Linked DNA regions of Homo sapiens: region 2 is linked to region 1. Evidence: read pairs that join two places in POLR2A ChIA-PET (ENCODE). Cell type or tissue: HepG2. All regions are shown on one strand. Links, peaks and the distances in the headings refer to the core of each region. The heading gives the core; the rest is flanking DNA. Region 1 holds the start of LOC124904236 (a long non-coding RNA gene). Region 2 overlaps MYOM1 (myomesin 1).

Region 1 (8,168 bases), core at 2,138-4,637:
CAGAGAGTTTTGGATTTTAGAGCATTTTGGATTTCAGATTTTTGGATTAGGGATGCTCATTCTGTACTATAAACATTTGTGTACAGGCATTTGTGTGAACATAATTTCATTTTATTTGGATATTTTAAAACGGGATTGCTAAGATATCTTTTTACAAAGTTGATTTTACTGGTATTGTTTAGTTGTTGTTGTTGTTTTGTTTTGTTTTTTTGAGATGCAGTCTTGCTCTGTGGCCCAGGCTGGAGTGCAGTGGTGCAATCTGCCTCCCAGGTTCACACCATTCTCCTTCCTCAGCCTCCTCAGTAGCTGGGATTACGGGCGCCTGCCACCACGCCCAGCTAATTTTTTTGTATTTTTTAGTAGAGATGGGGTTTCACCGTGTTAGCCAGGATGGTCTCGATCTCCTGACCTCGCGATCCGCCCGCCTCAGACTCCCAAAGTGCTGGGATTAACAGGCGTGAGCCACCGCGCCTGGGCTTCTACTGGTATTGTTTTTAAGGAATCTTCAGTGTCCTTGGGGGAGCCTGTTATTAGAGAAATCCTTCCTTTGTAAAATAACGTAACTGTTTTTTAAGTTTGGATTTTCACATGTGGGATTTGCTTAAAATGTAAATTCACCTCTATACTGGTGAAAATTCAAATTCATTTTCTCATGGTCTTAACTTTTTAAACATTGTATATCCTCAACAAATTACATAAGCTGTAATTCAGATGTTTTACTCATTATTCTTCCTAATGTTAGTTACAGGGAGATGATGGGGGAAAAAGTGGAGAGGGCACTAACTTACCCCTTCCAATTGCCATTTTAGGCTGCGTGCGTTGGCTCACACTTGTAATCCCAGCACTCTGGGAGGCCAAGGCAGAAGAATTAGTTGAGCCCAGAAGGTGGAGAGCAGCCTGGGCAATGTAAGGAGACTCCATCTCTACAGAGAATTTTTTTAAAAAGTAGTTGGGTGTGGTGGCGCATGCCTGTAGTCCCAGCTACTCCGGAGGCTGAGGTGGGAGGGAATGCCTGAGCCAGGGTAGTGAAGGCTGTAGTGTGAGCCATGTTTGTGCCACTGCACTCCAGCCTAGGCAACAGAGCAAGATCCTGACTCAAACAAACAAACAAAAATTGTTTAAACCCCAAATGCCATTTTACGTACCTCATCTGATTTAATCCTCACAACTAGGTGAGGTAAATGTTATATTCATTGTACTAATAAGAAAACTGAGGCCCAGAGAAGCAACTTATCTATAGTCTAGCAGTTACCCAGAGACATGACCAGACAAAAGCCCTGGTATGTCCATCTTAAATACCCATTCTTGTTTCACTGAAACCTAAAACAGCTCCTAAAAATTTATGGAATTTTCAGGCTATGTGTGGGTAGGAATTTCATAAAGGCTTTTAGAAGGCTATGATGATTCTTCCATATGCTACCATACATGAAAAATCTTAAGCCTTTTTTTTGAGATGGAGTTTTACTCTTGCTGCCCAGGCTGGAGTGCAATGGTGCAATCTCAGCTCACTGCAACTTCTGCCTCCCGGGTTCAAGTGATTCTCCTGCCTCAGCCTCTCGAGTAGCCGGGACTACAGGCGCGTGCCACCATGCCCAGCTAATTTTGTATTTTTAGTAGCGACGGGGTTTCTCCATGTTGGTCAAGCTGGTCTCGAACTCCTCACCTCAGGTGATCCACCCACCTCTGCCTCCCAAAGTGCTGGGATTCCACGCCTAGCCAAGCCTTTTATTATGAGTAGTCTTACAGATACGATTACGTTATGAACATAAAAGTGTGTTTTAAGGGGTATGTCCTTATCCTAAACCTTCTAAAAGAATTGTGTAGTAAACCTATTTTGGTGGCGACTATTGATAACCATAAGCAACTCTAAAATAAGCCAGGAAATCTGATTATTTGGCTTAATTCCACATACAAAAGGCACACAATTTCAGCAGGTTGCTATAGAAGCCATGTGCAGTATTTTCAGGGTTGACTATCACTGACATTGGTGGGATACAATTTTTTTGAATTTTATCCAAAATTCAAACACTCCAACTTTGAAACACTCCAACTCTATCGGAAGTTTTTTCTATTTACACACTGACCTAGAAGTCAGGAATTTGTACGATTCTTCCACTATCCAAATTACAGCCCCAGACTGGAAACAAAGTAATATATTACTATAGGTTCTATGTCTAGGGAAGGACATGTTAAACTTTGCTCATCCCCCTTATTTCCCATCTCATCCTCTCTCACCCATTAAAGAACTTTAGTTAATATCACAGTTAACATTAACACAATTAGGGAAGTTTAAAATGTCAAGTAATTACGTGTCCTAATTGTGTTAATGCCCTGGGGTGAAGGTCTCTCAACCTGTACCATATTGTATCCTAGTAAATGAGGGTAAGAACCAGCCAGATGGACTACCATTGCAACTCCTGTAGCTAAGGTGGCAGCTACTAAATTAACAAGCACATGCAGGCCCAAAGTTCACAGTCAGTACTCTCAGTAACTGGGGTTGAAGGGTTTCTTATCAAGAAGTCTGATAGAGCACCTGCTTTAGAAAGCAAGCTACACGTGGAAAAAAGAATGTAGGCTGCCTTATCAAAAAGAAGATAACTCAAGGACTAAAATAAATTTGGTTTTAGTGGAATCGTAAGCCTGTCATTTGTCTGCGTGGATTGTTTACATGTTTTTTAAAATGTTTAACAGCTTCCCTGGGCATTCAACCCACTAAACATTTCCTGAGGTGTGCTCAATTTCTCTGACAAATGTTTATAAGCATACTGGCCATGAAACTGTACCACTTCCCACGCAAAACAGGGGACTTACTTTACTAATGAGAGCTAGCTAGGAGTGACATAAAAATTCTTTTTAGTATAAGAAGAAATGATGATTAACCCAGTTATGGAAAATGATACTTCACCATGGAACAGACTGTTCATTAACAAAGAGTACTTAACTAAGCCGTAAGAGCCTTTGGATCCACAGATATACATCCAAAAGTCATCGTTCCCCAAGACTAATTAATCACAAACAGCTGGGGCTGGGTGTGGTGGCTCATGTCTGTATTCCCAGCACTTTGGGAGGCCAAGGTGGGCAGATCACTTGAGCCCAGGAGTTCAAGACCAGCCTGGGCAACATGGAGAAACACAGTCTCCACAAAAAAATACAAAAATTAGCCAGGTGTGGTGGCACGTACCTGAGGTCCTAGCTCCTTAGAAGGCTGAGGCGAAAGGACTGCTTGAGCCTGGGAGGCAGAGGTTGCCTCCTACACTGCACTCCAGACTGGGTGGCAGTGAGACCTTGTCAAAAAAAAAAAAAAAATCATAAACACCTGGGAAAGCTTCTAAAAATAAAACTTCCTAGAGAGGAAGCTAAAATGAACCCTGTGGTGCTGGACTGGAATTGGAGGTCTCGGTATGAACCCATGGTTTTAAAGTACATACACAGGTAACTAGATGCACAAGCACTGATGTGTTTATACCTGAGCTAGAAAACACACTCAAATATCCTAACTCTCTGTTAAGAGGACCTAGAATCAAGGATACTCTCAAAACAATGTGCATATCTATGGCTCAGATCTTGCTTTCTGAATATCATTCTCCAATAAAAGGAACCAGGGTTCCTTGGAAAAGTGGTTGATTCATTCCATGGCTGTGGGCAGGAAAATACAAGATAATGCTGGAGCATCTCGTGGAGTCAGAGACTGGGAAATGCTCAAAATCAAAAGAGCAAACGTATGTCAGAGAAAAAACAGGAGTATACTCCCAAGAGCTAAACACAGGACAATCTGAGCAACAAAACAGGATTACTAGATTACAATTAGCTGAATAAAATATTCTTGAGTCCTCACTGATAGAATAAATTAATATATAAGTGAGAAATGACAGCTCTTACAGATGAATTATAATTAATGAAGAAAAAATGAAGAAACTAGAAACTCACTATTGGAATATATCACAGTATTATTTATGGAAGGCAAGATCCATCAATGGATGTTAAAAACAGAAGACAAAGTTTGAGGAGAGGCCGGGCTCGGTGGTTTACACCTGTAATCCCAGCACTTTGGGAGGCCAAGGAAGGTGGATCACCTGAGGTCAAGAGTTCAAGACCAGCCTGATCAACATGATGAAACCATCTCTACTAAAAACACAAAAAGAAGCCGGGAGTGGTGGCACCTGTAGTCCCAGCTACTCAGGAGGCTGAGGCAGGAGAACTGCTTGAAGTCAGGAGGCGGAGGCTGAAGTGAGCCAAGACTGCGCCACTGCACTCCAGCCTGGGCGACAGAGCAAGACTCTGTCTTTTAAAAAATAAAAAATAAAAAAAAAAGTTGAAGGAGAAACAAGATAAACAAGATGTCTGGATATTCTCAAAGTATTTTCCCCAAGATACACATTCATTACAAAAGGAAAAAATTTTAACTCTATAGTAGAGAAACCTGGAAGACACCACCATAATCAAGTGATCGGGAAAACTTAAGACACACTGACCTCAGGGACTCCTGGTATGACTCACTGAAAAGGACTTTTGAGGTATTTTGACCAAAAACACACAACCTCAATCTAATTATGAGACAACATCAGACAAACCGAAGTAGAGACAAATTCAACAAAATATCTGACCAGTGCTCATCAAAACATCAAGGTCATGAGAAGCAAAGACTAAAGAACTGTCACGATTGGAAGAGACTAAGGAGACAGGACAATTCAAGGTAAGGTTGGGCTCTGGAACAGAAAAAGGACATTAGTAAGAAGAATCTGAATAAAGTCTGTAGTTTCATTTTCAAAACAAAACAAAACAGTTATTCTTGGCCTCCACTACTGCCTTCAATTCTGCTTCAGTCTGTCTGGGAAATCTGTATTTTCTTTTGAAAGCTCCACAGGGATTCACTCAGTGATGAGTCAGATGTGGGCATCATCGTCCTTGGGGCTCACTTCTCACCCCCGGTGCACGTTGCAGTCACTGAGGTGCTTGGGGAATCCTCATGATCAGGCCACCCCATCTGCAGATTCTACTGCAAGTACTTTTGAAAGCCTCCAAATGATCCCAGAATGTAGCACATCTCAAGCTGTGCCTCAGGACCACAGGTAGGTGGAATGACTCCCAAACCCTCTTGTTTTCTTGACAGTGAACAGAGCTGAAGAAGGGTGGTGTAGTAGTTCCTGTTCCTTTCCTGCCTCACTTCCTGGCCTCAAGTGATCTACCTGCCTGGGCCTCCCAAAGTGCAGGATTACAGGTGTGAGCCACCATGCCCAACTGAGATTTTTATTTAGATCCTTTCAGAGTTGTGTCCATCTCCTCTAGGCCAGGCCAGCAGCCTCACTTTTTGGGACACCTAAAGGCACAGTGATGTAACTAAGGTGTGTTTTCCCAATGCACGAAGACTACACCTGGATCACATCTACAAAACAGGGCTCACCAGGCACTCTAACGCACTGAGTATGCTGAGTATGTAATCAGGACCAAGTATCCAGGCAAACTCAACATGGTAGCATTCATACAGCCATTTGCTGGATATCTGCCCAGCTGTGTTATTCATAAACCCAGAGCAGCAAAAAATTCCGACATATTAGTGGAGGCAAACAAAAAAAAATTGATTTACATGCATCTACTGGACTCAGTTGTAGTACAATAAATATTTGCTAAATGAAGACAATTTTGTTTCCTCTACATTAATAGGCTTAGCTATGCAATATACAGTGTGTGTGGAGGCAGTCTGTGTGCATGTATGTTTTAATTGTAAACTACTTCTAAATCCTTCCTTACTGAAAACAGATGGGGGCACAAATATAAAAATGAATAATAAATAATTTTCAAATAGCCGAAACATATTCATGTCCACAGTCCCAAAACTACTCCCCCCCAAATTCCTGAGTTCATCTGTGGCGAGCATGCTTTGAAAACAAAGACTTTCAGAGAATTTACTCCCCCAAACTGCCTAACCAGTAATCTTGTATGGTCCCTCAATATATCCTCTTAGCAGGCCTCAGAGTTTTCATTTCAGTGCACACTGTCACTTGGCTAGTGAGCCTACCAAAGCACACCTGTAGGTTTACTAGAATCCTCTTCCTCCAATGCAGCTACTTCTGCTGCGCTTAAGGAACCATCACCCATTCACAGCTCAGTGGCAAGAGCACAAACACTCCTAAAACTTAGGGGAGTTAGGAGGGAGGAAAGGTATCATTTTCAAGCCCAAAGTTACTAGCTATGGAGAGTGGGAGCTAAAACATGGCTTGAAAATGGAACTCAGAAAATGTTTGTCTCAAAAATTTTAGCGAAACTTGGCCCTTATCCAGAAAGAAAGAGGAAATTCTTGCATTAGCCCTTCTTCCCCCTTGTTCTAGGACTCAGAACTCTGGTTGAGTTCTCTGGCTAATTATGAGACAGGCATAGCAACATTATTTCTATGAGGAAATAAAATTCCACTCAATTAAATAATTACTTTTTTGAACACTGGCCATGCTAGACTGGAGGAACACAGTTAGTTTTAGACTTGTTCACCTCCAGTTGTTCTAGGAATCTGGGCAGCAATCAGTAATGACAACGTGTTATGGTTCCCCACCACCAACCTCAGCCCCACCCCAAATCCTGGGTGGACTAAGGTTTCCTAACTTAGCATGATGCACGCTGCCTCGTATCATGTGCCCCACCTACAGGGTGACTTGCCACCTCTGACCACTGTTTGTGTTATTAAATCTGGTTGAGCTTTTTGGCATCAACCAGAGGTGCCCATGTCCTTTGATAAATAGCTCACAGAGATGAGAATTGAGGGACACTGCCCTCAGGGCTTCCTGGAGTCCCCTGAAGCTGGTGAGGATGTGAAGACTCAAGATCAAGTCTCGCTTCCGCTGGAGAAGAGGTCTGGGCTCTGTGCCGGGGGTTCTCTCTAACAAGAATGGTCAGGTGACCTCTAGAGTCCCCCCCCAGCTCTAAACTGCAGAAAAGCTCCAATTCTATAAGCATTTCTGAGGATTACAAGTTTGGCTAAGAACTCCTGTAGTATATTCTGCCCTAAATGGGGTGAAAATATGGCCAGTAGATTATTCTGGGACTTCAGGTTATTTGAATATAAAATAATTTAGCTTTTTCCTTAGCAAATAAAGGTATTGTCTTCACTTGTTTCAAAAAATATGAAAACATGGTCTTTGAAATTTCCCAATTTCTAACAAAGCACAGAAATCTTCTCATGGTTTTCCAAATCATGATATGATACATTTATATTCCCAAATCACAAAACCATGAGGAAAGACTCTTTCAAAACTGAAACTGTCACCTTACAAAAGGGGTGCCCAGAAAGGATGTGATTTGTAAGGAGTGTTCAGGTCACAGAAGGCCTGGACCCTGAAAACCAGGGTTCTCCCTCTAACCACACACACCCAGGTTATAAAGTCAAACTCCTATATAATCATTACAGGCTACTAAGCAGATATCAGATCCTTATCCCAAACGTTAGCATTAAGAAAACTCATGCTTCTCATGGGACAGGGAGGTGACTCATTAGACTTCAATGTTCTAACGGCAACATAAAATGGGACCGTTAATAAAATGCAGCCTAAGCAAACACCTCTTGACCTCTTTCTGGAAAACACCAGCAGACACAAGTCTTAAGAACTTCCTGTGAGGGAGAGTTTATGTGTGTTAGTGCTACTTAATATATGAATGTTTAAAGTATTTCGTAAAAAGTCAGCAAGGTTCTCTATTCTCCCTTCTGACCTTTACAACAAATGTGAGTGAGCCAATATGTGTATACATTCTATAATATTACAATGTTGATTTCAAAAGCAAACTGCCTCCCCCGTGGTAGCACCTGACTCTTCCATTCATATTCAAACCACGTCTTTCCATTAGTTCCTGAGAACTCTGAGTAAGTACACTTTCACTAACAGATCCAAAAGCAAAAAGCAGAGTGTGATAACATTTTTAAAGATAATAAACATTTGTATAACCTTAAAACTAAAATCAAGTTATGAGCCACAGATTTTAGAAACTAATTTTTGTCTCACTGATTTTATGCTTGTTTTCATAAAAATATCCATCCTTAATTTTAAAAAATAACCTTGAAAATAGTGTTTCCTTCCTATTATTTTTAAAGGAAAGCTTCCACAGGTAGAGTTACACTGTCCTCAAGTCACTTGATTTTGTTTCTTTAATGCAGATTTCTGGGACTTACACTAAGCTTACATAAC
Region 2 (8,168 bases), core at 3,210-5,709, 170 kb after region 1:
CCCAAATATATGCTGCCTATGAGAAACACATTGTATTAATATAAAGGCACACATAGGCTAAGTGTAAAAGGATGGAAATAATATACCATGCTAACACTAATCAAAAGAAAGCTGGAATAGCTATATTAAAAGTAGATTTCCAAGCAAAAAAACATTACCATGGGTAAAAGAAGTCATGTTATAACAATAAAGTGGTCAATTCATAAGAGGATATAATAATAAAAATGTTAATACATCTAATAACATCCCAAAATACATGAAGAAACTGGTAGAACTGCAAGAAGAAATAGATAAATGCACCATTTGGTTGGCTATTTCATCACTACTCTCTCAATAATTGATAGAACATGTAGATATTAGCAATAGTAAATAATTATGGATCTAAAAGACTTGAGCAATGCTATCAACTAACTTGACCTAATTAATATTTATAAAACTCAACAATAGCAGAATACTATGCTTTTTGGCTGGGTGTGTGGCTAACGCCTGTAATCCCAGCACTTTGGGAGGCTGAGGCAGGCAGGTAACCTGAGGTCAGGAGTTCGAGACCAGCCTGGCCAACATGGTGAAACCCCATCTCTACTAAAAATACAAAAATTAGCCTGGCATGGTGGTATGTGCCTATAATCCCAGCTACTCATGGGGGCTGAAGCAGGAGAATCACTTGAACCTGGGAGACGGAGGTTGCAGTGAGCCAACATTGAGCTGCTGCACTCCAGCCTGGGAAACAGAGTGAGACTCCATCTCAAAAAAAAAAAAAAATACAATGCTTTTCAAGCGCACACTAAATATTCACCAAGATAGATCTTTTTCTGGACCATAAAACAAGTTCAAGAAAATCTACAAGGATTCAAATAACACAAAATATGTTCTATTTAATTTTCATAATAGAATTAAATTAAAAACAAATAAGAGAAATATACTTGGGAAATCTGCAAATATTTAGTAACTAAATAACATACTCCAAATAATCCATGTATCAAAGAAGGTATCAAAAAATTGGAAAGTATTTTGCACAAAATAAAAATGAAAACACAACAGATCAAAATGTGTGAAATACAGCTAAAGGAGTACTTAGAAAAAAATATTTAGCACTAAATGCATGCGTTATAAAAGAATACTTCAAATTAAGGACCTCAGCTTCTACCTTAAGAAACAAGAAAAAAACCCAGCAAATTAAACTCAAATAAGCAGAAAAAAGGAAATAATAAAGATAAGAACAGAAATAAATAAAACTGGAAACAGAAGAAAAATATAGAAAATCAATGAAACCAAAAGCTGTTTCTTTGGGAACATCAATAAAGTTGATAAACTTCTAGTCAGGTCAGGACAAAGGAAGTAAAACACGAATATTAGGAATGAGAGAGGTGACACCACTACAGATTCTGCAGGTATTAAAAGGATAATAAGAAAATATGAACAACTTTATGAATGAAAAAGTTTCTTGAAAGATGAAAACTATTAAATTTTACTCAAGAAAAAGTAAATAACCTGAATAGTCCTAAATTTATTTTAAAAATTGAATTTGCAGTATAAAAGCTTCCCACAACAAAACAAAACAAACAAACCAAAAAACAAACCTCCAGGCCTAGATGGCTCTGCTGGTAAATTATACTGAATGTTTAATTAAAAAAAATAATAAAAGTTAACACAAGCTCTTTCAAAAAATTAAAATAATGGTAATACTTTCCACTCAGTACCCCAATACCAAAACCAAACCAAGACTTTACTGGGAAAAACCACAGACCAATATCTTTTATGAATATAGACACAAAAATTCCTTTAAAAATTTTTAGCAAATAAACTCCAGCAATGTATAAAAAGGATAACACAGCATAACATAGTGACATTCAACCCAGGACTGTGAGGTTTAGTTTGCGTTATTTATTTTATTTCGGTTTAATAATCTAAAATTAATCAATGTAATTCAACATGTTAATGGAAAAATAAAAATCATACGATCGTCTCAATAGATACAGGAAAAGCATTTGACAAAATCCAACACTTTTTCCTAATATAAACTCTCAGAAAACCAGGAGTAGAAGAAATTTTCCTCAACTTGATAAAGGATAGCTATACAAAACCTACACTTAATGTTAGACTTAATGGTGAAAGACTGAATGCTTTCCCCCTGACATCAGGAAAAGGCAAAGATGACCAGTCTACCACTTCTATTCAACATTGTACTAAAGGTTCTAGATGGAGCAATAAGGAAAGAAAAAGAAATAAAAGGTATCCAGATTGAAAAGGAAGAAGTTAATTTATCTTTACTTATAGATGGCATAATCCTGTAATAGAAAATCCATAATAAATTTCATAAAAAACCCTAATGTTTGTGAGAATTAATAAATTAGTTCAGCAAGGATGCAGGACACAAAATCAATATACAAAAATCAATTGTGTTTCTTTATACTAGCATAAAAACAAATTAAAATAAAAAACAATACCATTTACAGCATCATCAGAAATATTATATATAAATATTATATATTATATATAAATATATATCTTATATATAAATATTATACATTATAGATAAATATATATATTTATATATAAATATTATATATTATAGATAAATATATATATTATATAGAAATATATATATATAAAAAGTCAGATACTCTAACTTTTTGTCAGAGTTTGTGCAAAAACAGAAAGGCAGTAAAGAAGGTAACTTATTTTCAATTCAAACAAATCTTATTTTGATTGGAATTGATAAAAGAGGAGCAAACGAATGTATGAGATTATATCTATAAAAATGTGCAGGACCTGCTCACTAAAACTACTACTAAGGTGAGAGAAATGAAAACAAAGCTAAATGAATGGAGATACAGGCTATGTTCATAAATCAAAGGACTCAATGCTGTTCGGCTGAAATCCCAGCATGTTTTTTGTAGAAGTTGATAAGCTGATTTTAAAATTTTTATAGAAATGTAAAGACAGAATAGCTGAAACAACTTTGGGGGGGAAAAACCCAACACAAGATTAGAAGACTTATACTGATTTGAAGATGCTAAAATTTATATATGAAAAAATGAAGCTCAGAAAAGCTATAGTAATAAAGACAGTATGGTATTGATGGAAGGGGAAAAAAATTGACCAATAGAGATTCCAGAAATTGATCCACACATATGTAATCAATTGAATTTGACAATGGTGCCAATACAAATTCGTTGGGTAAAGAACAATCTTTTCAATAGATATTGCTGAAATAATTTAATAGCCATATGCAAGTATGAACGATAGTAATAATTGAGGCCCTTACTTCTTGTAATGTAGAAAAAATTAATTTTAAATGCATCACAGAGTGAAAAGTAAAAACTAATGCTATAACATTTCCAGGGGGAAAAAAACAGGAAAAATACCTGGATTTGACAAAGATGCCCAATGTCACAAAAACTGGCAAATAAACACATGAAAAGATGCTCGACATTATGAGTAAAATGCAAATCAAAGCCACAAAGAAATACCACTATGAACCCACTAGAATGGCTAAAATTGAAAAGACTGGCCACACTAAGTGCTAGTGACAATGCGGGAGCAAGTGGAACTCTCACGTAGGGCTGGAGGGGAAGGGAACGTGGTACAATCATTTCAGAAAACAGCTGGCAGTTCCTTTAAAAATTAAGCATACACCTACCACAGAACACATCCATTCAACTCCTAGGTATTTACACAAGACATAAATGAAAGCATATGTCCACAGAAACAGTTAAGAATGTTCATAGAAGCTTTCAACAGTGAATGGATAAATACTTTGGAACGAATTGATACACACACCAACGTAGATAAGTCTCAAAATAATTATGCTGAGTAAAGAAAAACAGACAAAAATGAACATGATTCAACTGATCTACAATTGTGGACAATGTAAACTACAGTGGCAGAAAGCAGATCAGTGATGGCTGGAGATGGGGAAACATGAAAAGGAGGAATTACGAATGGGCAGGGGAAATTTAGGGGTGACAAATACGTTCATTATTTTGAAAATGGTGATGGTGGCCGGGCGCGGTGGCTCACGTCTGTCATCCCAGCACTTTGGGAGGCCGAGACGGGCGGATCACGAGGTCAGGAGATCGAGACCATCCTGGCTAACACGGTGAAATCCCGTCTCTACTAAAAATACAAAAATTAGCCAGGCGTAGTGGCGGGCGCCTGTAGTCCCAGCTGCTCGGGAGGCTGAGGCAGGAGAATGGCGTGAACCCGGGAGGCGGAGCTTGTAGTGAGCCGAGATCGCACCATTGCACTCCACCCTGGGCGACAGAGCGAGACTCCATCCAAAAAAAAAAAAAAAAAAAAAAAAAAAAGAAAATGGTGATGGTTTCATGGGTATATACATGTGTAAAATTTATCAAATTGTACATGTTACATATTTGCAGTATACCGTATGACAATTACACCTCAAGAAAGCTTTAAAAATAAAATGGGATTCTCTGACATAAGTTATTTACAATCTCCAGATATTTTAGAATGTTCTTACCAAAACATCTTAAGCAATACACACTGCACCCTCCACAACAAAAGGCAAACTGCTTAGCAAAACATCAGCAATAGTATCTGGGGCAACCAGACTTCTTACCTGAAGGTTCCTCTTCAGTAACAATGATCTGTCCAGTCCAGGGTGCTGAGGGGCGACCTGAATAAAGACAAATATAAGAATCACAAACGTTTACAAGTGTGCAATTTATCAGCTGCACTGATGAATTGGGAAAGTGGCCAGATTAGTCACAACTGGGTTTGTTACTAATAGACTTATGTGTTTTCCCATGAATGGTATCAATCATGTAGAGGGCACTGTGGGAAGCACAGCCCCGGTCCTCAAGGGACTCATAATCTGCTGGAGCCTAGAATCTGCCTGGACTGGCTGAGTAGATGTTTCTGGAACTGTACTTGCACAAGCTAGGTAAGTAACCTGTGTTCATGTAACTGTTCAATATGAATCTCCTGGAACAGGTAGGCTTGCTCATCCCCTCTGAAGGATAGCATGCGTTTGGGAGAAACATTTCCAGAACAATTGTAAGCCCAGTAGTTATTTATTGTCATAATAAGATGAAAGAGGAGAGGGGGTGCCGATCCTGCGGTAAAGCTCAGCAAAGCAAATTTTTCCCATTATATTTTGAAAAATATTATCTCCAAAGGAAATCAGTTGAGATCCTGAGCAAGGAAAATGAATGATACGGGTACAAAGTTAAAGAGGAAATTCACTTGTATGATCCCATAAACATCAGAAAGACAGAGTAGTTCTACTCTTGCATTAACCAGGGGACTTTTTGTCAGGGTTTGTGAAAAACAGAAAGGCAGTAAAGAAGGTAACTTATTTTTAGTTCAAACAAATCTTATTTTGATTGGAATTGATAAAAGAGGAGCAAACGAAAGTATGAGATGGAATTTGCAAGTTTAGAAAGGAGGGCAGGAAGTTGGAGGGTTGGTGAAGAGTGACTGAAGAGCAATCAAGGAGCCTGATGAGACACGGTTGCCGGGGAAATGGTAACATTATTATTATTATTATTTTCAGATGGAGTCTCGCTCTGTCGCCTAGGCTGGAGTGCAGTGGCGCGATCTCAGCTCACTGCAACCTCCGCCTCCCGGGTTCAAATGATTCTCCTGCCTCAGCCTCCCGAGTAGCTGGGATTACAGGCGCCCGCCACCACGCCTGGCTAATTTTTTGTAATTTTTAGTAGAGACGGGGTTTCGCCATGTTGGCCCGGCTGGTCACGAACTCCTGACCTCAGGTGATCCACCCGCCTCGACCTCCCAGAGTGCTGGGATTACAGGTGTGAGCCACCATGCCCAGCCAGTGACATTATTTTATTTAGACTTTTACGATGCCACTACACGTACTGAAGGTAAAGAATAACATTGTGAATGTAGCACAGACCAGCAGTCCTCTACAAAGGTGGTTTTGCCCTTTAGGTGACATTTGGTAGTGTCTCCATGACACTGCTGGCATCTAGTGGGTAGAGACAAGGGATGTTGCTCAGCCTCCTGCAATGAACAGAACACCCCTAGCCACCTCCCACAACAACAAAGAATTACTGGCCTAAAGTGCCAGTAGGGCCAAGGTTGAGAAGCCTGGCATAAGCCTGAAATGTTACTATCCAACTCTTCTCATAATGTCATTTTACGTTCCCTATTGTTGGAGATGCCATATGGGTTTCCATGAAACAAATACAAGGCATGATTACAGGGCATGATTCATGTACCATGGTTTTGACATTAAGACTTGGAGACTACATATATTAAAAGATTATTATTATTGTTATTATTGAGACAGGGTCTTGCTCTGTTGCCCAGGCTAGAGTGCAATGGTGTAATCACAGCTCACTGCAGCCTTGACCTCCTGGGCTCTAGCGATCCTCCCACCTCAGCCTCCTGAGTAGCTGGGACTTACAGCTGTGTGCTACCATGCCTGGCTTTTTTTTTTTTTTTTTTTTTCATTTTTTTCATTTTTTTTTTTTAAAAGATGGGGTCTCTCTATGTTGCCCAGGTTGGTCTCAGAACTCCTAGGCTCAAGCCATCCTCCCACCTTAGCCTCTCCAAGTGCTGGGATTACAGGTGTGAGCCACCACGCCAGGCCTGAAAAAATGATTTTTGACAGTCTAATATGAGAACTCAGACATAGATTAGATATAACGTTGTCTATCTGTTTTTCCTTTGATATAGAGAGACGCACTGTGCTGAGATATTAATGCTCTAAGGGTGGACTCCAAGGTAAAGAAATAGACCTTGAGCCAGAAAGAAAATTATTTTTATTATTTTTGGAATGTATAATAACAGGAATAAAAATGCTCTCCAGCCTCTTTGCTTTTATACTTCATTCCACACACAATGCCTGGAACTCAGTTTAACAACATAAATGTTTCTGAATAAAATAAAATAAAATATAAAATAATAAAATAAAATAAAATAAATAAAATAAAATAAAATAAAATAAAATAAAACCCTTAAGAGAATGGCTAAGGCAATGTTTGCGAAGGATTCTCCCCCTCGGATTTTCTGATGAAAAAAGGATTTCTTGTTCTTGTCTCCCTCTAGTGGAAGGGAGAGAAACAACCTTGCAATGAAGCTGATTCTTGCAGTCATTTTAAAAAGGTTTAGGGAAGGTCCTGAAAAATGAAAAGTGCTTACTTTTAAGTCTAGCTTTCTCAGCCGGATCCAGAGCAGCCACGGGCTCGGAAACTCGAGATGGGAAACCTATTCCCATTTTATTCACAGCTCGAACTCGGAAGATATAGGAACGACCTTCGATCAATCCAGTGACAGGAAAACGAGCAAACTTCACAGGTGTGTCATTGCACTGCGACCAGCTATCTGTGCCCACCTCACACCTAAAGGAATGAGCGTGATTGACAAAAATATTAAAAGAAGTATGGCTTAATGAATATCTCCAGAGCTGCAGAATCACCCAGTTGTTTCAGATCTTCTCCCTATAAAATATCCAAGTCAGGCGTGGCTCGCTACCTGGTGAACTGCATGCAGGCACTCCGTTTCACTCAAATGCACTGTGTCTTCTTTACCAAGAGGAAAGAAGCCTCAGGTCCTTCCTGAACTCGTAAAAAGCAGGCATCTGAGGGGCCTTGTGTAGAAAGCAGAGGGGTTTGGGGGTTGCTGGGATAAGCAGATAAATATCTCCAATCTTAGCATTGGAGAAGATCCCCAAACATCTCCCCGGCTGATGCCTTCAATTCTACCATTAGTGACTTCTTTGTCTTCTTTAGGTATTTTCTTTGAAAAACAGAGGTATTATTGAGAAAATTGGCGTCTTAAAACCTAACTATTTGCACTGTAGTTTGGAAAAGAGTTCACCATATTTCCTCACTTCATGGTCATTCCATCCTGTGTAGAGGGTAAGAAGGTTATTGTGAAGATGTTTGTTTCTTTAACAGAAGAGACTGATGACAGGTGGGGAGATGCCCAGTCCTGGCAGGGGCAGATTGAGTGGGTACTTGGAAACACTGATTTCTAATTGAGTGCTTTTACAGCAGTTGGTACCTGGGGATGGAGTGGGTCATTCCCAGCAGACAAATATGACAGCTCATATCATGCTGTTGGCCTGATCAACAAAGCTTTAGGGGTTCAACATGTGATTAAATTTTACAGATTAGGATTAAGCAGCTCTTACTTTTTTTATGAGCAGAGTGCTGTACTTTTAGCTCATATCATTT

What was found. Peaks named below come from ENCODE experiments on the same cell type or tissue, not always from the same donor. Only the 100,000 strongest peaks of a DNase experiment are listed, where the experiment ranks them.
Region 2: POLR2A ChIA-PET joins it to region 1 with 11 read pairs; 4 of 35 experiments call an interaction of 5 or more read pairs at or near these places.

What each region holds. Positions count from the first base shown.
Region 1 is chr18:2,973,902-2,982,069 of GRCh38, forward strand. All of the region lies in intron 1 of LPIN2 (lipin 2), which reads right to left. It overlaps LOC124904236 (a long non-coding RNA gene), which reads left to right and starts at 4,454. Exons shown (of 2, transcript XR_007066268.1): 1 at 4,454-5,069. RefSeq lists an enhancer at 962-1,463. In HepG2, for the core only: no CTCF peak of the experiment used is centred there; no DNase peak of the experiment used is centred there.
Region 2 is chr18:3,144,563-3,152,730 of GRCh38, forward strand. MYOM1 (myomesin 1) reads right to left here. Exons shown (of 38, transcript NM_003803.4): 12 at 7,132-7,331; 13 at 4,583-4,639. Among named protein-coding and RNA genes, the nearest start is that of MYOM1, 71 kb to the right of the region's middle. In HepG2, for the core only: no CTCF peak of the experiment used is centred there; no DNase peak of the experiment used is centred there.